Regions from separate parts of the Mus musculus genome. Here regions 2 and 3 are each linked to region 1. A link is a loop called in an ENCODE intact Hi-C map of the cell type or tissue named here. Cell type or tissue: heart. All regions are shown on one strand.

Region 1 (8,000 bases):
CAAAAGCCAGGGAGTTGGGCTCATGAACAGGGCTCTACTCTAACTGGGCTGTTTGCTTCTAGATAAGAATCCTGGGCCAGCAAGATGGCTCAGCAGGTAAAAGGTGCTTGCCACCAAGCCTGACAGTGTGAGTCCTGTCCCTGAAACCTCTGAGCTCCACATTCACACCATGGCATATGGGTCTACACACCATGGCATATGGGTCTACACACCATGGCATATGGATCTACACACCATGGCATATGGGTCTACACACCATGGCATATGGATCTACACACCATGGCATATGGGTCTACACACCATGGCATATGAGTCTACACACCATGGCATATGGGTCTACACACCATGGCATATGGGTCTACACACCGTGGCATATGGGTCTACACACCGTGGCATGTGGGTCTACACACCGTGGCATGTGGGTCTACACACCGTGGCATGTGGGTCTACACACCGTGGCATGTGGGTCTACACACCGTGGCATATGGGTCTACACACCATGGCATATGGGTCTACACACCATGGCATGTGGGTCTACACACCATGGCATATGGGTCTACACACACACACACACACACACATCTTCCCTTTGAACAAATGAAGGGTATCTCCTTAAAGCACAGTTGGTCAAAAGGGGCCTCTGAGGTTTAAGTTGTCCAGTGTCCACTGCCCCCTTGAAAGATCTGTACCATCTGTCCCAGACCCCCGGCTGAATCAGCCAGTCCTGCTTCCCCAAATCAATCCAGCCTGACGTGCTGTCCCCCTTTCCACTAACACCACACCCAAAATGCCTGTGCCACAGCCAGTCAAATTTTGTCAAGCTGTGCCAAATATGAGCAGATAAAACCTTCTGGAAAAAGATAAACATTCCGGGAAAGAACCACAAGGCCATGCCTCCTCTCAGCCCGGGCAAACATTCAGAGGGCCAGAAAGGCCGGCTCACTGCTACAGCCAGTAGAGTACACAGTGACAGTTACCTGGAGGCCTGTCACAGGGCTAAAGAAAATGCCTGAAGTAACTAGAGTTCTCTGGGCAAATAGAAGACTTATCAGGCACGGCCAGCTAACCCCTGTAGCCCACAGTGGAGTAAGGAAGGATGGGACAGACAGACAGACAGAGGCTCACACTAGCCCTACAGATGAGAGGAGTGCCCACCATCACTAGGACTGCAAACAATACAGTTTGCCCCGGTTACACATATATTGCCTAAGCACAATTCCAACCTCAGTCTATCTAAAGTCCATTCAAATATTCTGACAAACCCAAAAGCAGATCTAACAGCAACCTATCAGCAGCCGGGTCTGGTCCCTTACCACCTCAAAGTCACCAGCTATCAACTGAAAAAGATCCAAGCATCTGGCTTAGACTGCTGGACACCAGAAAGCAGAGGAAAGTTGGGGAAAGGAACTGTGAGTAGTAAAAAGGCCACCGTGCTAACCCCCTAGGGGTGCTTTCTCCCACCAACCTCAAAACCACGGTCAAGGGCTTTGGCTGACACCTGCCCAGTGGAACAGATGGGCTTGACACTACACACACACACACACACACACACACACACACACACACACACAGAGTCCCAAATACACTTAAAAGTTTTCTTAAGATTCCTTCTGACCAAGAACCGCCCCCCAAAAGCTGCACCTAAGCATTCAAATCTAAGGGCTCAAATTAATAAAAACAAAACAAAACCTAACCTCCTACCCTTGTTTCTGCGATTGTGGTCTCAGCAGAAACCTAGACATCAGTCCCATGCAAGTCACATGAAGGTAGCCAGGCCAGAAGAGGCCTAGGCCTCTGGACTCCACAGTCTAAAGTGATCTCTCTCAGTAAGGTCCTTTTGAGCTGTCTATTTCAGGATGAATTGAGCAACCCACATTACCAAACCAAACTGAACAGAACTATAGTTACCACAGTCCCTCATATTTCAGCAGGAAGAACCTATACTCTGAACAACTATAAACCTGGTTTTCTCTTTGAGATAGGATCTGATGTTTGCTCAGTTTTATAATCAAGGCTTTGGGCAGGCCAGACAAGCCTTCCACCATCTGAGCTATGTCCATGGCTCTGGGGTACTTAACTAATTAATTTGTCTTTTTTCTGCATGATGCTCAGGCAACAACCAAAAATAAAAGCAAAAGGCCCAGACATTCTGTGGTCTGAGGACTCGGTCACTTCCTCCTCTTCTATGTTGTTCAGCGAGCCATCTCCGTGGAAGTCTAAGAAATCGCCACTTCACATCCTCAAACTGTATTGTTGATTACTTGCTGAGTGCCTGCCTACTCTATATACAATCTCAATTAGTCCTAAAAATAGCCCTGTGAGGTAAGCACAGACAAGTCCACTTTATACAACAGGAAGAAACACTATAACATGCTTGAAGTCAGACTAATGTTCTACTTCACTTTCCATAGAACTATTCCTGTTTCCCAAATTAACAACCAAGTCCAAAGTAATTCGATTACTCATGTTTGGCCAATTCCAAGAGGTTCCTCCCAAACTTGATGTGAAAACATTGAAGTAATTATTGGAGACATTGAGCAACAGGCTATAGGAAGGCCTGCTCTGCCAAGGCTTTCCCAGAATGAGACAGAGCTATTAGCACGCTGCCTGCCTGTCTGTCTGTGGGGAGATGGGATTCACTCTGCGAAACATTCTCTAAAACCTGGCACTACCTGTGATCTCCAGTCAAAGTTCTACCCTGGCCAGTCGCCTAGTACTGGGAACACAAACTCATATACTTGCCCCCCTGCCTGGTATCAGCTGGGCAAGTATTTCCAGGAAAGTGCAGCCCCATTGACCGGGTTAATTTTAGCCCTCCAGTCAGTCCCCTGAGTACACAGGCCCTCTGCCCCTGGAGAGGGCCCTGCTCAGTTTGGTTAAGAGGAAGCATCAGGAGGAGGAACTTGGGGTGGGAGACAGAAGGCCCCTTGGTTCAGCACCTACAAACAGGAGGAAATCCCACAATTGTAGCAACTTTCTAAGAGTTCATCCTCATTCTTTAAACTCTTAGTTACAATGTTTCATTTACTTCTTCAAAACAACTCCAAAATACGTGTGGTTTATTATCTCCATTTACCAGAAAGAAACCTTAAAGAGAAAGTTAAGTGGCTTGTTCTAAGGCGGAGTGGAGGGTGGTGGGGAGGGGAGGTGGTTTTCTCACTGTCGGTCTTGTCCTCAGAAGGTTGAAGGTTGCCGGTGTTGCTACTATAGGTAGGGAAGGTTGCAGAGCAGCCTTTTCAGTCTACTCTAAACTGACCCCAACTTCAAACTTCCTGAGTCCTGGGCCAGAACAAGGGTGTCTCCAGGGCCTTGTCTGGTGCTGGGGTAAGAGCCTGGGGGTTTCCCAACAGGGCCCCTGCCTCTTGAGACACCAGCCAACCTCTCTTTGGGTCATCCCAAAGAGGATTAAGCCCTTCTTGGGGATTATGCACTCTGATCAAAACCTGGTGGCTGGCAGTCCTGAAAGAGATCTTAGGATAATATCCCTGGAACCCTACTGAGGAAATCCGAGGAGTCCACGTCCTCAGATCCTGGGTCTTACCGAGCAGCGGGGACTCCTCAGGGCAAGCTGGCAGCGACAACAGTCCAGTGGTGGTGGGCACTGGCAACGAAGACAAGTTGCTCTTCAAGCCGGGGCCAGAAGCTGCACCAGGGCTGGAGTCGAGACCCGGGCGAGGCTTCGGGGAGACGCCTAAAGGAGGCGGCGGCCGCGCACCCCGCGGCCGCTGCTCTCCTGGGGGCTGCTTGCTGGCTGCGGCGCCGTTCGTGCCGCCCTGCAGTGTAGAGGAGACTCCGACCAACTGGGGCAGGCGGCTCAGATCGCGGCCAGAGAGGTAATAGACGAGGGTGACGCCGAGGTGCAGCGCGCAGACGGCCACGAGCAGGCGGCAGGCCCGCTGCAGGGTCGCGCCCGGCATCGCGGCGCTGCCGCCCAGGAACTGCTCACGAAACCTCATCTTCCCGCCGCGGCTTTAAGAGGGGGTGGGCTACGGCTGAGAGGACGGCCCGCCCGCAGGCCGCCCGCCAGGCGCTACCCGACCACAGCGATCGAAGGAGGGGCCGGGGGGAGGGGGCTAGGACCTAGCGCAGCACCGGCCGCCTGCGGCGGAAAGCCGACACCCCTGGCCGCGGGACTTTGGAGAGATCAGCGGGAACCACAAGCGCGGATGAGCAGGGGGCGTGGTCTCGACCTAGGGCGGGGCCTCAACCGGGTTTCGGAAGGCTGTTCGCGGAACCTGGGGGGGCGGAGTCTAAGGGGTGGGGCCGCAAAGCGGGTCTTTTTCGAGAGGGGCGGGGCATGAGGGACAAGGCTCGGAGAGGGGACTGAGGGGCGGAACCTTCAGCCGGGTTTTTCTGGCAGCTAAGGGAGGGCGGAGCTTGGGGGGCAGGCACTAAGGGGCGGGCCCTCGGGAGGTTGGGTTGCAGGGCGTCGCGACACTTGGGGACTAAACGTGGCGCTCCGCCAGCCCCACCGCAGCCTTGGGTTGAGCGGGCATCCCATACCCAGCGGCGCTCAGCTTTTCTTCCTAGCGTTCACCGTGGAGCTTAAGTCTCTCTAAACCAGCTTCTTGTTCAACGAGCTGCTCACCACTTCCTGACGTACCCAGTGACTCGGGTATGGGCCTGGGACAGCAGCTAGTGAGGACAAGAGGACAGGCGGTAGCCTTGGGATAGTGAGAAAATGGAGTGGAGAAAGGTCGTCTAGGAAACCGGCTTCGACGTCCCGCGAGGCCAGCGGACGGATTCTCTGGGGCGTTCCAAAGATCCACTTACCCTAGCTGGGTCCGCCTGCCTGTGAGGGGGCTAAAGTGGAGGAGCTGCTTATTGAGTCCTGCTAGGGAAGTGACCATCTTGCTCTACTCTTACTCCCACATAAGTGTTTGCAGGATTGGGAAACCTCAGGAACCTGCCCAACTTGGTTCTAGGTGCAACATGGCCTCTAGTGCATGCCACATGGAGATGACACATGCTTGTTGGGATGAGACTGGCAGAAAACTGCATTAATTCCTAAGCCTGCGTACAGAACAGCCCGTTGTACACAGCGCTGGAACACAGTCCCCATTTAACAGAATACTGGAATCTAGGCGCGGTCGTGAACACCTGTAATCCCAGACTCTGGTTGCGGAGACAGGAAGAGCCAGAGTTTGGAGCCAGCCCAGACTATGTAGTAAACAAAGATTTCAGTGCCTTGGAGTGAATAAGAATGAATGGCCTGTAAAATCTCACAGCTGATAAGCTGTGGAACTCAGGGCTCCTAAAAACTTTGTCACTGCGCGTTCCTTTACCTAACCTTGTTGATCTGAAAGTGGAAGCTGGAAGATTTAAGCACTTGAAGTCTTGACCCCGAGGCCTCAGACCCATTTATCCTTGAATGTGATGAGAACCTTAAGATGGGGAATGCTAATTCTAGCTACTCCTATGTTTGGAGAGTTTGTTGTTAACCAATATATGCCATGTAATAGGGGTTGTTAACTGTCTCCGATTCATCGATGAGAAAGCAGGCTGAGTGACATTTGGTTGCAATCATAGAAAGTATTTAAAAAAAAAAAAACCACTTGGGAGGCAGGTGCATTTCTGAGTTCGAGGCCAGCCTGTTCTACAGAGTGAGTTCCAGGACAGCCAGGGCTACACAGAAAAAAAACCTGTCTCGAAAAACAAAAGCAAAAACAAACCAAAAAAAAAAAAAAAAAAAGAAAGAAAGAAAAGAAAGTATACTGCTCATCAGGTGACTTCCTGACCGACCCTCTCTGGCCCCTCGCCTCCCTTGGTGAGGTCCTGAGGCTGTGGTCCCTGCGGCTCTTTTATGTCTATGTTCCTTAGGTGTGGTTCTATTATCTATAAGCTGATAACACAAAACTTTGTGGATCCAACCCACATCTCTTCCCTAACCCTCCACCTTCCAGTATCATCTCAGCCAAATGAGTCCCGCACACAGTAATCTAACCCCTCCATCCCACTCCCGTCCTCATCCCCCTCAGAAAGAGGCGTTATTGTTCTTCCAGTTCCCCAACACCAAAACCTGTTCTGGAAAAGACCCATTTGGACTACCCCATAACTCCTGAAAAATCTGCACAACCTACTTGTGGTTTGGTTTGGTTTGGTTTGGTTTGGTTTGGTTTGGTCTGAGATTAGGGTCTCTCTGCATAGCCCAGGGTGGTCTTAAACTTGGCATCTTCCTGCCTCAACCTCACAAATCTGACACTATAAGTAGGCCTCCATTATCATGACCAGGAATATCTGTGAGCATCCCTCTGCCTGCCTGCCTCTTTCTTTCTTTCTTTCTTTCTTTCTTTCTTTCTTTCTTTCTTTCTTTCTTCCTTCCTTCCTTCCTTCCTTCCTTCCTTTCTTTCTTTCTTTCTTTCTTTCTTCCTTCCTCTTCCTCTTCCTCCTCCTCCTCCTTCTTCTTTTCTTTCTTTTCAACAGGAGCTCACCCTAATAGCCTAGGTTAGCCTAACTGGCCTTGAACTCTCAACCTTCTACCTCAGCCTCCCAAGGGCATGGATTGTAGGTATGAGTCGCCACACCTAGATCCCAGAAATGGTTATCTCAGTATATGAAAAGAAAAAGGAAACCTTTATTGCTAAGTCATTGTAGAGGACAAAGTCAAGAATTATCTTCTGAGAGTTGGTCAGGGTAAAGAACAAACTCCACCATCCTATGCTAGCAGGGAAATTTTGCTTGGGAGTGAGCTATGCTGAGGCATGAGCTCCACATCTGAAAAATGAGCAGAGGAAAATGGAGACAAAGCTTTCTAGCTACAGATGATGGCCAGGAGACAGGAGAAGAGTGCTAGGGCCACAGATATATCCCACAACCCTTTCGGCCTGAAATAGGGGCGGGGGCGGGGGGGGGGAATAACACCTGCTGATTGTCTGTTGATTGGGATGACAAAGAACCCATCAAGGACTAAGCCTTTTTTATGCCTGCCAGTTTACATTGCTGTCACACCCCAGTAGATGAGGAGAACAGAGGACAGTACCTGGCACACAGCAGGCAGTTATTTCACAGGTCTATAACTCCCAACTCCCAAGCAGCTTGACAGCAGTTCTCCACCTCGGCTGGCAGTTCTGATTCCCGTAGTAATAACCCGGCACTAGCACAGTTGCAAATTTCAAAACACCTTCACACAGTGCTTCTCCAAGCTCTTGTGTGTGCCCTGGAAATCGGTGCTAGTAGAGGCTGGGAGCTCATAGGGCCCAGCTAGGTTGAGTAATGAGACCTTCCATCTCGACCCCCTCCCCAAAGGCCTTTCCATGTAATGACTTAGCCTGGCAACTGTTCAGGTTTTCCTCACAATGTGGAGAACACGTTCCAAAAAGGTCCCCAAACAGAGGAACATTTCCTAAGACACAGCCTTAAACCACTTCTTTTTAACATTTTTATCACGTGTGTGTGTGTGTGTGTGTGTGTGTGTGTGTGTGTGTGTGCAAACATGTCACAAGTGTTTGAAGTTCACAGTACAACTTTCAGAAGTCAGTTCTCCCACTGTGGGATCTGAGGAGGGAATTCAGATCATTGGGTTGGGATGGGAAGGACTTTTACCTGCTGAGCCACTTTGTTGGTCCCCAAAATATCACTTCTTAGAGAATTCTTTTGATTAACATAAATTTCAGAGCTAGGGATGGTCACACGAACTGTAATCCTAGCAGCACTTAAAAGGTGAAGACAGGAGAATTTCGAGTTTGAGGCCAGTCAAGGCTATATATGTGGTAAAACTCTGTCTCAAAATTAAAAAATAAAAATTAAATAACTAATTTAAAGTTAGACATGGTGACTTGCACCTGTAACCTCAGAACTTGGGAGGTGGAAGCAGGGGGGACCATCCTTAAATAAATAGCAAGTTCCAGTCTAGACCTGGGCTATAGAAGACCCTGTCTCAAAATGAACAAGAAAGTTACTGGGCAGTTGAAATTTAGAGAGAAGGGAAGGAAGGAAGGAGGGAAGGAAGGAAGGAAGAAAGAGACATCTTGATGGATGTAGGACGAGCACTAATTTTACAG
Region 2 (8,000 bases), 53 kb after region 1:
TGACAGTGCGAGTTCCTCACTACTGCCCCAATGTTGTGGATTCTTGAAAGAGGGAGGGAGGGAGAGAGAGAGAGAGAGAGAGAGAGAGAGAGAGAGAGAGAGATTTTTAATATGCCCTAAGCAGCTCAATGGGGGGGGGCACTCTTAAACCTCCATGTAGCTAGCACACTCTCCCCTCTGATATTCCTGAAAAATTATTTACTAAAACCTATATTCCATCCTGGCTGCCCAGGCCCTCTGAGCAATGCCCAACTCTTACGTGTTGGCTGTCTCTCTGTCCTGCACTTCCCAGGCTTGCTGTTTCTGTTCCCCCAGTATGGCAATACTGCCTCTTTCTCAGTACCCTTGCCCAAGAATCCTAAAGTCCCACCTCGGTCTCTCTGCCCAACCATTGGCTGCCGCAACTTTATTTGCCAGTCAGGACCAGCTGGGGGCAGGGACCCTCAGCATCTCACATGTGAATTCTCATGCAATTTTGAGAACCCATAATGCAAGCATTAAACCAAACCCACAACAGAAGGCAGCAGAGGAGACTGTCTCACTGGGCATGCTCAACCACATGTAAGACTTCTAGGCCCTGCCTCAACAAGGTCACACCAACTCCAACAAGGCCACATCCCCTAATAGTGCCACTCCCTATGGGCCTATGGGGGCCAATTACACTCCAACTACCACAGGCAACATTTCCTAGACTAGAAATTTAAGCATTGATTTTGAAGATTAATAGATATTGATAGATATTAATAGGGGAAGGAGGAAAGATTTTATAATCACTTAAACTGAGAAATACTGGATAGGAAATGAATACCCAAGGAACTCCTGATGAACTACTGATAGTGGCCAGTGTCTAAGAGAGAGATCGGATGCATAGCACGAGCCTGCTCCTGGACCACAAAGTGTATCTCTGGAGAAACACCTGGTGAGATGCGTGTGCTGAGGGAGGTGCAAGGAACGACTGCAGCCTAGCACTCACAAAGGCCTTGCGGTCTGGTTAAATCAGCAAGCTTCCTCTTCAATGAAGAGACCCTGTCTCAAAAAGACAGTATCGAGGGCCAGAGAGACGGTTCAGCAGTTATGGGCACTTACTCTTTCGAAGGACCTGGGTTTGCTTCCCAGTACCTAGGTTTGGCTCACAACCATCAGTAACTCCAGTTCCTGGGAACCAATGTCCTCTTCTGACCTCCATAGGCACTAAGCCGCCACATGGTGCACATACATATGTGCAGGTAAAAATAAAATACACATAAGATTAACAACTCTTTTTTTGTTTGTTTGTTTTTTGGGTTTTGGGTTTGGTTTGGTTTTTTTATTTTTATTTATTTATTTGGTTTTTTGTTTTGTTTTGTTTTGTTTTGGTGGTTGCTTTGTTTTGTTTTGTTTTGTTGATTTTTCGAGACAGGGTTTCTCTGTGTAGCCCTGGCTGTCCTGGAACTCACTTTGTAGACCAGGTTAGCCTCAAACTCAGAAATCCACCTGCCTCTGCCTCCCGAGTGCTGGGATTAAAGGTGTGGGCCACCACTGCCCAGCAAGATGAACAACTCTTTAAAAATTAATTAAAATTAAAAATTTAAAGGATCAAAAAAAGACCCAAGTACTTCCTGGCCTCGAAGGCTGGGGCAGTGGAAAACACACATGTGCTCACCCGGCCTCAGATCAGGTGGCGGGTAATACACAAGTAGGTGGAGAGCTGGGAAAGACTGAGAAATGGGATGGTGTGTGGACAAAGGCAGAACTGGGGACACGATGGTGGTGACAGGTGAAAGAGGACTGAGGCTGACATACTGTCACTGCCCAGTAGGGTCAGCAAGATGCTGTGCAGCCTGGAGCTTATAAAGAGGCAGACTCAGCCCCTGGCTCATCTTGGGCAACCATGAAGACCCAAGATGAGAAAGTGTTCCCTTTCTGGATTGGGTCTTCTTAAAGGACCACCATGGTTCTTGATGCCACTGGAGGCCATGTTGGTGTCTGTGATCCATTCTGTAGCCCTAGGCCACAGTGACATTTGAGATCCTTGTGCCACTGCCTGATGCCTTGTTGATGCATCCCTGGGTGGGGGTGGGCGGGCATCCTGATGTGAATGGCCTGTGACAATTTATAAAGCTGAGGCCACATTGAGGCCCCTGACCCCTGCAGCCACTGAAGGCCATGAGAGGGTCAGTGGTCCTGATATGGCCAAGGGCTGTATTGATGTCTGTGTCCATGTTACCATGGGAGCCCATGCAGATGTCTGATGCTTGAAGCCATGTTGCAGGAGAGCTGGCCTCAGTGTGAGCTGGCCCTCAGCATAGCTCTCCTGAGTTGATGGCTTCTGGTGCAGACAGAGGCAGAGACAGACTCATCCTCCCTAGGAGGCTGGTCACAAGGAATTGGCCATGCTACAGTGAGTATCTCAACAACACAAAATGGACTGAGTTCCCCCCCCTTCTTTTTTAAGAGGGGGGGTGTCAGGGGATGGTTCGTGGGGGAGGAGGGACATGGGAAGAGTGGGCGGTATGATCAGGGTGCGTGATGTAAGATTATTCCCAAATAGGAGCTGGAGAGATGGCTCAGTGGTTAAGAGCACTGACTGTTCTTCCAGAGGTCCTGAGTTCAGTTCCTGGCAACCACATGGTGACTCACAACTGTACTGAGATCTGATGCCCTCTTCTGGTATGTCTGAAGAGGGAGACAGTGTGTTCACATATATAAAATATTTAAATCTTTTATTAAAAAAACAAATAATAAAAAATAATATTTTACAAAAGAATAAAAAAATAGAAGAAGCCATCCAATGTTGACTTCTGGCCTCCATGTGCACTCACACACACACACAAACACATACATAGGATCTCCCCCACCCCCCACCCCCCAACACACACACAAGTACATGGAAACAAAACAAAACTTTAGGACATTGCTTGAATTCAGCTGTGATTAGTACCAAAAGAAATTTGGAGGCAATTTATTAAGAAACAAAGAGGGAGGATAATGTGTGTGAATGAAAACATATGCGTCAGAGGCCTCTCACTCCTGCCTATGTAATTAGAAAAATTGTCTCATGGGTCCAGTAACAGACATCCACAAGGGTATTTGTCACTAAGGTATTTGGAAGTGTTTGTAGATCTGGATGCAGTAGTGCATCTGAAAGGAAGGGAATGAGGAGAGTATGTGATATGTGTTCTGTTTTCCTTGTGATTATTTTTTCTAAATAAGGCCATGCTGGCCTTGAACTCATAATCCTTCTGCCTCAGCCGCCAGAATGATGGGATTAAAGGTACGCGCCACCATCTGTGCCAACTGTCCACTCTTTGACCACAGCAAGGGTCAATGGTGTAGGTGTACCTCCAACAAACGTGGATTCTTCGAGCTTGGTAGCAAATGGAGGAGAAAGCTAAGACACAGAAGGAGACCTCCAGCACAGTGCCTCCTGCTTCAAGAAAACCACTCACCCCTTTACTAGCAGCCCTTAGGGAACAGAGGCAAAGGCAGAGGCTGGTGGTTCGCTGTGAGTTCAAAGCCAACCTGGTCTATATAGTGAGTTACAGGCCAGATGGGGCTATACAGTAAAACTGTAAGAAGAGAAAAGAAGAGAAGAGAAGAGAGAAAAGAAAGAAAAGAAGAGAAAAGAAAAGAAAAGGAAAGGAAAGGAAAGGAAAGGAAAGGAAAGGAAAGGAAAGGAAAGGAAAGGAAGAAAAGAAAAGAAGAGAAGAAAAAAGGAGAAAAGCATTCAGTAGCCAGTTGTGGAGGAGTATGCCTATAATTCCAGCAGTTTGGAAGTGGAGGCAGAGGGATCAGGAGTTCAAGGTCAGCTTCAGCTACATGTTGAGTTCAAGGCAATCTGAATCTACATGTCTCAGAAATAAAATTAAAACAAAACCCACAAAACAAAACCACCTCTCACAATAGAATGATGAAATCATTCAACAGTTAAGCCTTTGTGATTTAGGTGTCATTGCCACCTTGTGGTAGTAACTGCAAACTAAGCCAGAATTCCTATTAAAATTTTTTTTTTACCTTGTTTGGTTGTTTGGTTGAGGTGTGGGCATGCTCCTGCCACTGTAATGTGTGAAGGTCATAGGACTACTTGTGTGAAGGTCATAGGACAATTTGCCTGAGTCGTATTCTCTTTCCACTCTGTATGTTCCAGGGATCAAACTTGGGCCCTCGGGGTTAGCCACAAGCCCCTTCACTTGCTGAGCCATCTCCCCAGCCCCCTTCCTAGCCCTCTTCCAGTCCTCCCAAGCCCCTCCCCAACCCACTTTTTTTTTTTTCTTTTCTTTTCTTTTTTTTTTTTTTTGAGATGGAGCTCACTGTGTATCCCTGGCTGACTTGAAACTTGCATGTAGACCAGGCTGGCCTCAAACCCACAGAGATCCACATACCTCTGTCTCTTAAAGGCTGGAACTAAGGACTTTTTTAAAAGAGCCACTTTGTCAGACTCCCTTTAAAAACAAACAAGCAATAAAAACCAACAAACAAGATTTACATACAGTAAATAGCCCAGATCAAGTGTACATTTTGAGACTGTATCAGGAGGCCAGGTGTGAATTTCATATTTACAGGTCAGTCACAGGCTAAGGCCTTGGAGGCTTGAATTGGCTCACTTCACCGGCAGAGAAATAACCTATCATATATGATAGATATGTAAGGGTCCGAAAATCGCTGAAGGAAGATCCCAGACTCAGATAGTATGCAAAAACAAAGAACGTTTATTCTGCAAAAACACCAGTATTCGGGGGTGGGGGGGTGGGGGTGGGGTGTCAACATTTTTCAAAATGGTGACCCCAGACAAAGACAGGAAGGTCTTCTTATAGAGAACAGAGAAACTTCTACAGTAGTAGGTTCTCATATGGCTTTTCAAAAGCCCTTAGTGATAGTTTTCCCCCTCCACCCTGACTTCCCATCCTCTATCATACTTAATCCTTCTTGTTTTATTTCCTAGTCTTTATCCCTTTATAACACTATACTCTATTTCTGCAACCGTAAAAGAGCTCCTCGTCCCCAAATGGCCAAAGTACAGAGAATAAGAGACTTTGGAAAGCTCAGCCCTAAATGAGATGTTTATATCACAATCCTCCCCTCAAGTCCCAGGGACCTACAGGGGCGGGGGGGGGGGGGATGCAGCGTGGGGGGGGGGGGGTAAGGACCAGAAGTGGTGGAAGACTCCAAGGAAAACAGCATTTTCCAGACACACAGGGCAGATGCTCTTATGAACCCCCAGACTGTGACAAGATCTGTCTAGTTCATGTCAGATAAAATCCCAGCTTGGGGTCTGGAGAGATGGCCCAGAGGTTAAGAGCACTGACTGCTCTTCCAGAGGTCCTGCGTTCAACTCCCAGGAACCACATGGTGGCTCACAACCATCTGTAATGGGATCTGATGCCCTCTTCTGGTGTGTCTGGAGACAGCTACAGTGTACTTACATATAATAAATAAATAAATCTTTAATTTTTTCTTTTTTAATCCCAACAGGGAAGAGGTGGGTGTGAAGCCCCACAGCCAGCTAAAGAGCTATTGATAAGTATTTGGTGGCTGTTAGGAGAGGGAAAGGCTGACAGGAGGTGATGCTTCTGGTGGGGTGGGTCAGAGTAGATCTGGAGGCGCTCGAAGAGGGGTCTCTCTTCATCAACCAGGTCCACACAATCTGGGAGCTAAGATAGCCACCATGAAGAGACACTGTCGATGTGCAGGAAGCTTGGCTACAGCACTTAAATTGCCCCATTAATGCAGTCTAGCAGCAGTTGAGATTCCCCCTTTTGAAAAGGGAAAGCAGCAGGCAAGGCCGCACAGCAAGTAAAGCCAAGGCAGGCTGCCAGATGCTGTGGGAAAGACAGGTTCCTGCCCTTCCCAGCTCCCAGGGGCGCCCCGGGGGAATCCCGGAAGGAAGAACCCGCAGCTGTCGGAAAAGTTAACGAAGAGGTGTTGGTCAGGGTTCCCGGACCTCTCCGGGCAGGTGGAAAGGACAAGGTGAGCCAAGATCACACCCTGCCCCACACCCACCTTTGCAAGCAGGATCTTTGGCAACTTTCAGGCTAGGCAGGAGGCAATCACCGCGCCCAGAAGGGCTGGCAGCTCTTACACCCATCAACTCTCCCGAATAGTAAATATTTAGCGAATGCCATTAGAACAGAAGAAATCTTTTTTTTCACCTGTCTCTGGCTCAACACCCGGGAGCTGCTGAAAGGGCCGCCGGATATAAGTAGCTTTCTTGAGAAGTGGACCAGGTTGAACATTTTAGCTTTTATGACCTTTGGGTCAAGACTTCTGTTAGCATACTGCGAGACAGCGTAATGGTTAATTATTTCACTCTGCTTCCTTGGCAACAATGTGGCACATGCCATCTTGGTTAATAATAAAAGGCCAGTTCCCTGGCTACATTGATCTGCCGGAGAGATAAGCATGTGCATTGTACAACCCAATCTCGGCCTTCACTTGGGTTTGGGGTTTTTGCTGCTTGCTTGCTTGCTTGCTTGCTTGCTTGCTTGCTTGCTTGCGTTGATATTTCTTGGTTTGGTTTGGGCTTTTTGAGACAGGGTCCCTCTGTGTGTCTTGCCTCTCCTGGAACTCTCTTTGTAGGCCTATCTGTGCCACAGTGGTGTGGATTAAGCCTGTCTACAGCAGGTGAGCATGATTACAGACCCTGAGTGATGGTCCCTTACTGTCCCCTCTCCTGCACAGGCATGAGTATGCGTGTACTCCCCCATATACAGGCAGGTACACCCACACACTCATGCACACAGGTAAATAACAAAGATTTTAAATGAATTATTTATTTATCCATTTATTTATCTAGACAGGTGCTTACTGTGTAGCCCTGGCTGACCTAGAGCTATGTAGACCAGGCTAGCCTTAATGTTACAGAAATTTACCTGCTTCTGCCCCTGCCTCTGGACCACTGGGACTAAAGGTGTAAACCACCATGTCCAGCCTTTTATTTTTTAATTTTATTTTTTATTTATTTTCTTGGGCTGGAGAAATGGCTGGTGGTTAAGAGCACTGACTGCTCTTCCAAAGGTCCTGAGTTCAAATTCCAGCAACCACATGGTGGCTCACAACCACCCGTAATGAGATCTGACGCCCTCTTCTGGTGTGTTTGAAGACAGTTACAGTGTACTTATGTACAATAATAAATAAATATTTAAAAATTATTTTTAGGGCTGGTGAGATGGCTCAGTGGGTTAGAGCACCCGACTGCTCTTCCGAAGGTCCAGAGTTCAAATCCCAGCAACCACATGGTGGCTCACAACCATCCGTAACAAGATCTGACTCCCTCTTCTGGAGTGTCTGAAGACAGCTACAGTGTACTTACATATAATAAATAAATAAATCTTTAAAAAAAAAAAATAAAAATTATTTTTAAAAAGATTAATTTTCTTTATGCATATGAGTGTTTTGCCTACATGTATGTCTATTAACGACATGTGTGCCTGGTGCCCATGGAAACCAGGAAAGGGTGCCAGATCTCCTGAAACTGGAGAGGAAATGGAACTCCCAAAGCTGGAGTTACAGGCAGTTGGAAGTCACTGAACATGGGTCCTGGAAATTAAACTTGGGTTCGGATCCAGAGCAGTATACACTTAACTGCTGAGCCATCCCTCCAACACCTAGTACATCTCTTATTTTGTCTTTTTTTTTTTTTTCTAGAGCTGAGGACCAAACCCAGGGCCTTGCGCTTGCTAGGCAAGCACTCTACCACCGAGCTAAATCCCCAACCCCCTAGTACATCTTTTCAATGGGGTAGATGTTGCTGTGTACCAACTCAAAGCTCTTGGGTACCAGCTCTGGGCCTGGGTGGTAACTGAGTTGGTCAGCCTGCCAGCTCTCCTGTACCACACCACCATGGCCAGCTCTCCAGCACTGCCCTAGCTAGCTCACCCAATGCTAAAGCCAGCAAGGGGCAGAGCCAGATCACCTGTGCACATGCCACCAGCCACCAGGGCCAGGTCTGCTGTGCATACATACAAGCAGAAGGCCACCTACCAACCCATGGTGAGGGTAGGCAGAAGACACTTGGAGGTGAT
Region 3 (8,000 bases), 95 kb after region 1:
TACTACTGTTTTATAGATATGGGTATTTTGCCTGAAAGCATGTTTGTGCATCAGGTGTGTGCCTGGTGCTGGTGGAGATCAGATACCCTGGAGCTGGAGTTACTGACTGGTTTAGAGCCTCCGTGTGGGCACTGGGAACTGGACCCGGGTCCTTTGGATGAGGAGCCAGTGCTCACAACTACAGGAAACATCTCTCTAGCCCCTAAAGCTTTCATTTTAAATTTATTTTAATTATATATGTGTGTATGATGTTATTTCTCCAGCCCTAACATAATTTCTGTATAATAAAAGATTTTGTAGTCATGAAAGCTCCTTCTTTCCCTCAGGATACTTCAACGAATGCTGGCAAACTCAATGTTATAAAAAGAAAAATGTGAAACACTGGGCTGAGGCTAGAGCTTAGTGGTTTGTTCTTGCCTAGCATGTTTGATTGACCTGCAGTACCATTAAAAAAATGAATAAGGAGCTTTATCCAGGGGAACATTTTCTTCTTTGGCCTTTCTACTGTGAAACTTGAGCTTCTTTTCTTTCCTTTCTCCTTCCTTCTCCTTTCCTCCCATGCTTCCCCACTTCCTTTTCTCTGACAGAGCATGACTACTGCACCCAGTTGGCATGGAGCTGGCATGGCAGACTAACTGCACCCAGTTGGCATGGAGCTGGTCTTAGTTTCCAGAGTACTGGGCTTATGGGTGTGTGCTGCCATTCTCAATTTTGAAAGATAAAATTAAAACTCAGACATTAAATGTTTTAAAAAGAAAAAGACATAGGGCTTGACAGTGTATATTACATAGCCAGTTCCAAGACAGCTTGGGCTGTAACAGACCACCACTCTCCCACCCAGGGGAAAAAAGGCAAAGATCTCTCTCTCTGTCAATCTAAATCTTAGCAATTCTGTCTGTCATTATGTTACTTCAAATCCAGATATTTTCAAAGTCTAGTGTAGACTGGTCCCTTAATATTTGTTAAATAAAGAAATGAAAGAAAATGGTTCTGGCTTGAAAACTGAAAGATGGGGGCTGGAAAACTGGCTCCGTGGTTAAGAGCACTTGTTCTTGCAGAGGATCTGGGTGCAGGTTCCAGCACTCACATGGTGACACACAGCCCTCTATTAACTCCAATTCCAGAGGAGTTGACATCTTCTCCTGACCTTCGGGGACACTGCACACACACACGCGGTACACAAACACATAAGCAGGCAACACATCCATCCACACACAGAAAACTCAAAAGTCAGGGAAGACCAGGCAGTTTTAAAATCTGCCCTTGCCGGGAAGGGACTTTAATCCCGGCACTCAGGCGCCTGATGCGCAGGAGGATCCCTGTGAGTTCAAGGCCAGCCTGGTCTATATAGTGAGTTCTAGGACAGCCAGGGCTACACAGAGGGACCTTGTCATGAAGAAAAAAAAACCCTAGTAAATAAAGTAAATCTTTTAGCCATAAGTACTCAAAGATGAATGAAAACCACTTACCCTTAAATATGAGCTTCTGAAAAGGTAGTGGAACTCCTGTGGCCTCTTCAACAAGCTGAGCCAAGTCTTGGACAACTGGCTCACTGTTACCTTGCTGTGGGGTAACAAGAAGGTCATACCTCTCATTGCCTGGAGAAAGAAAAGCATTCAATGAGCATTCATCAACCTAACTCTAAGCTGATGTTTTCTTATGGAGCTGAGATTGAATTCAGCTAGGTAGAAGATGCTGGTCACACGTTCAGAAGCTTATAATGGGAACGGGCATGTTCTGCTGAGAAGGCCTGACTCTGGAGAGGAGAGCTCGGTTGTGCTGGGAATCCAGGGGTTGTCAGGCTGCTCAGGGTAGGGTCACACTTGCATCTATCCATACGCTACCCATTACAAAGCTTGTCTTGAGGATTTGTTTCCTCTAACATAAAAAAAAAAAAACTATTTTAACGATGGCTGATATCTTAAGCAATTATACAGAATAAACGGTACAAGACTTGTTCTATGCACTATCTCAAAACCTCAGGACACCATTAGAAAACAGCTATCAGTCTAATTAAGACTCGCTCGGGGAAACCTTCAACTGCTGACTCAGAATTTGACCTTGCATCCAGCTTTGCATCAAAGCCCACACTTTTCTATCACAAGTTGCCTGCCTCATGTGTGGCATGGCTGTCCTATTGTCTCTATGGCATTGGTCTTGTTTTCCCTGATGTCACCAGCAAGGGACTGTTTTCCTCCAAGTCTTTCATACTGGGTACACCTATGTACACCATAGTTAATGGTTAGTTAGCAAAGACAAACAAACGAAACCAATCCAACAACAGAGAGGTTTTTTCTTTTGTTTTAAAACAGGTACTCAATCTTTTCTAAGTAAGTGGAGTTCAAATCCACCTTTAGATTGCGCTCCCAACCAGTCAAGAGTCAGAAGGAGTCCTAGTTCCTATTTGTGCCTCACAGATCAGACATCAAGAGGCCTTTGGGGGGGTGGGGGTGGGGATTCATCTCAAAGTTTCATAAAACTGCTGGATATAGAGCCATGGTTTAGGTAGCAAAGTTTGTTGTTAGTCTTTCCTAACTGATTCTAAGGAAATGTCATGGCTTCAGCTTTCTCGTGTACTTCCCAAGGTTTTTAGTTCTGTGTTGATGTAACCAGATGTCCAGAAAGTAACTCTTGGACTCACGGCCCATTGAACCTGCGGTTCTATGACATCCAACAAAAACACTACTCAGTAAATAAGGAACAGCGGGATCACGCACCAAGTTCGTACTCTTTACACTGGTGGATGTCCAGAACCACGGAAGTTCTACACACAAGAAGGCCTAATATAAGCCTGACACAAAGACCCACGATTACTAGCGTTACACACTCAACTTTGCTTCCAAATAGAGGATCCAATAAGTGTCCAGGGACCGGCCACAGGGAAAGATGTCCTGACACCAGCCCTAAGCAAAAACATCCCCAAATATATATAGCCAAGAACCCATGTTTCTTTCTCCCAAGACTACATGTGGCCAAACCCACATATCCCAACCCGATCTACGGAACCCTCCTTGGCGCTCACTGTGGGTGACGATCACGCTGAGTCTGGGTGTTTCCATTTCCTCCGTCTGGACCATCTCCTCGGTCTTGGCCATGTTGTCGGTCTGGGTCACCTCTTCTGCCACAGTTACTTCCTCGGTTTGGGTCGCCTCCTCGATCTTGGTCACCTCCTCTACCTGGGTCCCGGTCACGTTCTTGCTACGGGTCACTTTCTTACTTCTAGTCAACTCCCTGCTGCTGCTCCCTACCTTCTCGCTCTGAGAAGAGCGGGGCCGGACTTTCTTCTTCACCCGCGGCTTGCAGGCGCCGGCGGCGGCGCCCCTGGTGGATCGGTCATGCCCGCTGGCTGCACTGCGCACAGAGGAACGCTGAGAGGGAGGCAAGCCCCGCTCGGCCCGGGACTCCGACTGGCGCGGCTCCCGGGCAGGCCGAGGGGCGCGCAGCCTGGGTCCCAGCGGCTCCCGGTCGCCTCGCGGTCGCCGCGCGGCGCTGCGACCCGCCAGGCCGCGTTTGTTCACAGCGCAGCGGTGGCTACCGGGCGCGCAGCCTTGCAACCCCGCCCCACTACTCACCAGTTCCGCCCCATCTACTCGCCACGCCCTCGGAACTGACCCTGCTTCAGGCCCCGCCCTATCCGCCCAGCCGCGTCTAAGCCCCACCCACTCCGCCAAGGCACCGCCCTATCCCTCCTCATAAGCCCCTCCTTCAGAAGTCTTTCCACCTCTCCCAGAGCTCCGCGCTCCTTCTCCGGAAGGAGGAGCTGAAAACACGGAAAAGGGATCGGGAGACTCGGGCGAGCACTCTGCGCCTGCGCATGGGGTGGGGGAAGCCGGAAATTGACACCAGAGCGACTACGCTTCCGTTTCTGGTTTTCCTCCAGTGTTTGGGTTTCCTCGCAGCCGGCCAAGATGAACCGATTCTTCGGAAAAGCGAAACCCAAGGCTCCGCCACCTAGCTTGACGGACTGCATTGGGACGGTGGGCATTTGACTTTGCATACCTCTGACACTCCGACCCGTCCATCCCGAATTCGTACTCCACCCCATTCCTGGTTCGGGCCCATTAAACCTGAGTCTTCTTCATCCCCACCCCTTTCATCCCTGTTTTCCAGGTCATTCCTGACCCCAGAGACCAGACAGTCTAATCTCATCATTCTTTCGCCCTTACTGCACTTAGCTCTTTCCGATGCCCACTGTGCCCCACCCCTTCTTCCTCGCTTTGGTTCCCACATTCCAACCTACGTACCCTATGTCACTACACCCCACTTTGTCTAACCTGGCCTTTTAAAAACCCTTTTTCACTCTTCTCCCCTTACCCATGTCAGGGTTAACATATCTGTACCTTAGTCCTGGGTCTGAGTAGCATAGAATTCTGAATCTTGGCCCTTCCAGATTAAACCTGATCTCGGAAATGGTTTTAGATCTCATCTTAGCCTGTGTTGATTGGTTCATTCCACGCACGTTCATGCAGAGTCCCAAACTGACTATTCTCCTACTTGGGAAATCTCAGCCAGCGGAGAGAATCCCAAATCGTTTTCCTCAAGAGAGGGCTGCTATATCAGAATCTAGGAGGTGGGAGAGAGTTTATGAAAGCCCTCCAATGGTTCGGGCTGGAATTCCCCACCCTTAAGAAAAACCCTATTTTCTGCCCTTTGCTATATTGTTCCTTTTTTCTTTTGCATATCCCTCTCTTTCTGCCCCTTTCCATGTAAACATATTACAATAATTACCACTGCATGTGATGTTTTCTTCCAAGGTGGATAGCAGGGCAGAATCCATTGACAAAAAGATTTCCCGGCTGGATGCTGAACTAGTGAAATATAAGGATCAAATCAAGAAGATGAGAGAGGGTCCTGCTAAGGTAAGGCTGGTGACAACTGTTGTAGGAAGTACTGTGAAGGGACTGACTGGTGAAGGATACAAGAAAAATACACGAAATCTGGTAAAGAGAAGCTACTTGTGAGGACCTGTTCTTCAGGGAACAGAAGCTACAGCCATATACAAGAGGGAGGCTGGGTTTTAATGTGGTAGGTAGAAGATGCTGATGACATGTAATGGGAATTGGCATGCTCTGCTGAGAAGGTCTGACTCTGAAGAGGAGAGCTGGTTGTGCTCAGAATCCGGGTGTTGTCTGGCTACTCAGGTTAGACTAGATATGGCGTGTAAGATCAGTGTTCTGATACTAACACTACTTAATAGGCTATGGGTGTATAGGTATCTTTTTTTTTCATAACTTTATAACTTTTTAACAGTATGAACCAGGATATCACTCAGCTTCAATTTTCTCATCTGTTAAATGAAGATAATATATACTAATGTGTGAGGATTAAATAACAAGTCACCTACATGGCATTATATCTAGAATATCGTAGTAGTTGATGAATTTGCGTGAAGAACCAACAGAGGGATCAAAGGTTGATGTAGAGGTTCCCAGATTCTGAAAGCGGGAGGCTGGTGGGCTGTTGTAAATGGCTTCTAACATGAGGACATGATAGCGGATGAACGTGTTGTATTTAAATGGAAAGCAACTGGATATACACAGTGCGCTCTGTTGGGGCTGGAAGTGGAAGTACAATGCCTAGGGAGAGGAAGAGGAATTGAAGATACAGAGCATGGGTTGCAAAGGGCGCTAAGATGTACCAGCTGGGCATTAGAATTATCTGTGCTCGAAGCTTGAAGAGGAAGAGTAGAGTCAAGGAGCCTCCACATCTGCCATCTTGCAGAAGAAACATGTAGGTGCAGGAGTGTGAGCATAGGGGAGACTTCTTGTGCCATCTGCGTTCCCTTCTTTTAATTAAGTCTGTTTTTCTCCTCAGAACATGGTCAAACAGAAAGCCCTGAGAGTTTTAAAGCAAAAGCGGATGTAAGTCATATGCTTCATCTCCCTCCTAAGAAATCAGAAAGTGAAGAGGCCTTCCATTCCTTCCGGCTTTCATTTCTTCTCAGTAGTCTTGATTTCATTACAAATGTGCAAAAGCTTCCAATGTTCCGAGTTACTACCTAAGCTTCAGCAGCCACGTGGGATCACTTTGGCTGGCAAGGTCGAGATGGTTTGGGTCTCCTGTGGTTGAGTTAGGATGAGTGTTTCGGTTTTGTTTGTAAAGTTAGGAGTGCTAAATATTCATTCTCTCTCACCAGAATAAATGTGAAGGTTCACAATTTATTTTCAATTACTATGTCCCAGTGTTTGTGCGAAACCCCAGTTTATCTGTGGTGCTCACCCATGTGGTCTGCTCAGCCTATGAGATCATCCATGGAGTTGTAGACTCGAGGCATAATCAGCTTGTAGGAAACCAGGAAAAGTGTGATGGCTTTGTTTCAATTTTAAAATGACTTTGTAACAGTCAGATGCTGTCTTCCATTTTTAAAAAATACATTAAAATCACATTGGAAAAAAAAACCTAATAATACCTAGAATGGCCAGCATGTATTACAACTGTTGCCTTCTTGGTGGCAATTGGTTTTAAAGTATTTTGGTTTTCTTGTGGAAGGAATTTGGCTTTGATGGCCTGGACCTGTTATCCTAGCATTTGGGAGGTAGAGGACCCGGAACCTATGAGCATTGACTACATAGAGAAATCAAGACTAGCCTTGGCTACATAAGACCCTGTCTCAAATAAATAAATAAACCAAGCAGGGTGGCACACAACCTGTAGACCTAGCACTTGGTATATGGAGGCAAGAACATCAGGGGTTCAAAGCTACCCTGGGCTAGTAAATTCTAGAGTAACTTGGGCTACATGAATCCCTGCCTCAAAAATAAATAAATAAATGGAATGTAGATTTATTGCAGAAACTTGGAACATATATCAAACAGAGGTAAAGAAAATTTATCTAGATTCTTAGGAAACTGAAATTATGTGTCTTTTATATAAGCTGTCGTCTTGCCCCTTCTTGTTTCTGCTTTTAGAGACAAGGTTCTCTGTGTACTCCACGCTGGCCTCAAGCTCTAGTCCCCTGGCTCAGTCCCCCAGTTGCTAGGATTATAACCTTGTGCCACGATGCCTAACTGAATAGAATCATTTGCCGATTTCCTGGATCATGAATTACCTATTTTTCTTCTGCTAATTAGATGACTTCTGTGGTATATAACGATCGTGGTGACATAAATCTTTGATATTATATAACTCGGTAGAAAACATTATTTTAAAGAGTATTTCAAGTATCAGACATTATATTAAGTCTGATGGATAGCCTAAATTATGAATATAATTTTGAGTCTGAAAAACATTTAGCTATACATATGAAGAATCTTAAAAAATAGTCTTAGCCTTTGCCCCAAGAGTTCCACCTCTGAGAATTCATCTTGGGAAATAACTAGAAAAATATAAATAAGATGAAATGAGATGGAGAGTAAGGCCAGGAGTGGAGACACCCACATTGCCAGCATTTGGAAGCTGAAGCAGGAAAATCACTATAAGTTTGAGGCTGGCCTAGACTACAAATCCTTTCTCAAAAAATAGAAAAAAGAGCAAATACTATGTTGTTAAGTGGGACTAGTTAAAACTTAAATATACCCAAGGGAAAAAGACTTTGGAGGGATTTTTGTAAGAGTGGGTAGTTTTAAAATGATTTGTGGTTGGGTTTGTTTGCTATTTAGCATTAAGGCTGTTTTCTCCTAAGGATTTCTATCTGGTTCACATTTCTGATTTTTACTTGACCCCAAAAAGGTATGAGCAACAGCGAGACAACCTGGCCCAACAGTCCTTTAACATGGAGCAAGCTAATTACACCATCCAGTCACTAAAGGACACCAAGACCACGGTATGCCCCATACTCCTTTTCCCATTTTAACTTGTTGTTCTTGTTTTTGTTTTTCAAGACAGGGTTTCTCTGTGTAGCCCTGGTTATCCTGGAACTCACTCTGTGAGCCAGGCTAGCTTCGAACTCACAGAGATCCTCCTGCCTCTGCCTTCTGAGTGCTGGGATTAAAGGTGTGTGCCATCATCTCCAGCTTCATTTTCATTTTTCATCTCATACACTTTGCTATGGTTTAGTATAC

The links. A loop is a pair of places that touch in the nucleus more often than their neighbours do. Peaks named below come from ENCODE experiments on the same cell type or tissue, not always from the same donor. Only the 100,000 strongest peaks of a DNase experiment are listed, where the experiment ranks them.
Region 2: it touches region 1 in a loop (3-fold over the local background); 10 of 42 quality-filtered maps call a loop at or near these places.
Region 3: a loop joins it to region 1, with 2.0 times the contacts of the local background. A loop is called at or near these places in 7 of 42 quality-filtered maps.

The regions. Positions count from the first base shown.
Region 1 is chr4:40,849,850-40,857,849 of GRCm38, forward strand. It overlaps B4galt1 (UDP-Gal:betaGlcNAc beta 1,4- galactosyltransferase, polypeptide 1), which reads right to left and starts at 4,135. Exons shown (of 6, transcript NM_022305.5): 1 at 3,542-4,135. The coding sequence starts at 3,956. Mir5123 (microRNA 5123) reads right to left here and starts at 289; the gene lies at 207-289. In heart, no CTCF peak of the experiment used is centred here; DNase peaks (open chromatin) are centred at 852, 2,782, 3,632, 4,262 and 1 weaker place; H3K4me3 peaks cover 4,829 bases; H3K27ac peaks cover 4,953 bases.
Region 2 is chr4:40,902,557-40,910,556 of GRCm38, forward strand. No RefSeq gene overlaps it. Among named protein-coding and RNA genes, the nearest start is that of Spink4, 13 kb to the right of the region's middle. In heart, CTCF peaks have their summits at 2,650 (motif pointing left), 3,938 (motif pointing left) and 5,415 (motif pointing left); no DNase peak of the experiment used is centred here; H3K4me3 peaks cover 283 bases; H3K27ac peaks cover 546 bases.
Region 3 is chr4:40,944,700-40,952,699 of GRCm38, forward strand. It overlaps Bag1 (BCL2-associated athanogene 1), which reads right to left and starts at 3,595. Exons shown (of 7, transcript NM_001171739.1): 1 at 3,023-3,595; 2 at 1,470-1,598. The coding sequence starts at 3,095. Chmp5 (charged multivesicular body protein 5) reads left to right here and starts at 3,854. Exons shown (of 8, transcript NM_029814.1): 1 at 3,854-3,977; 2 at 4,755-4,859; 3 at 5,815-5,861; 4 at 7,669-7,762. The coding sequence starts at 3,909. In heart, CTCF peaks have their summits at 3,350 and 3,553; a DNase peak (open chromatin) is centred at 3,702; H3K4me3 peaks cover 3,124 bases; H3K27ac peaks cover 2,116 bases.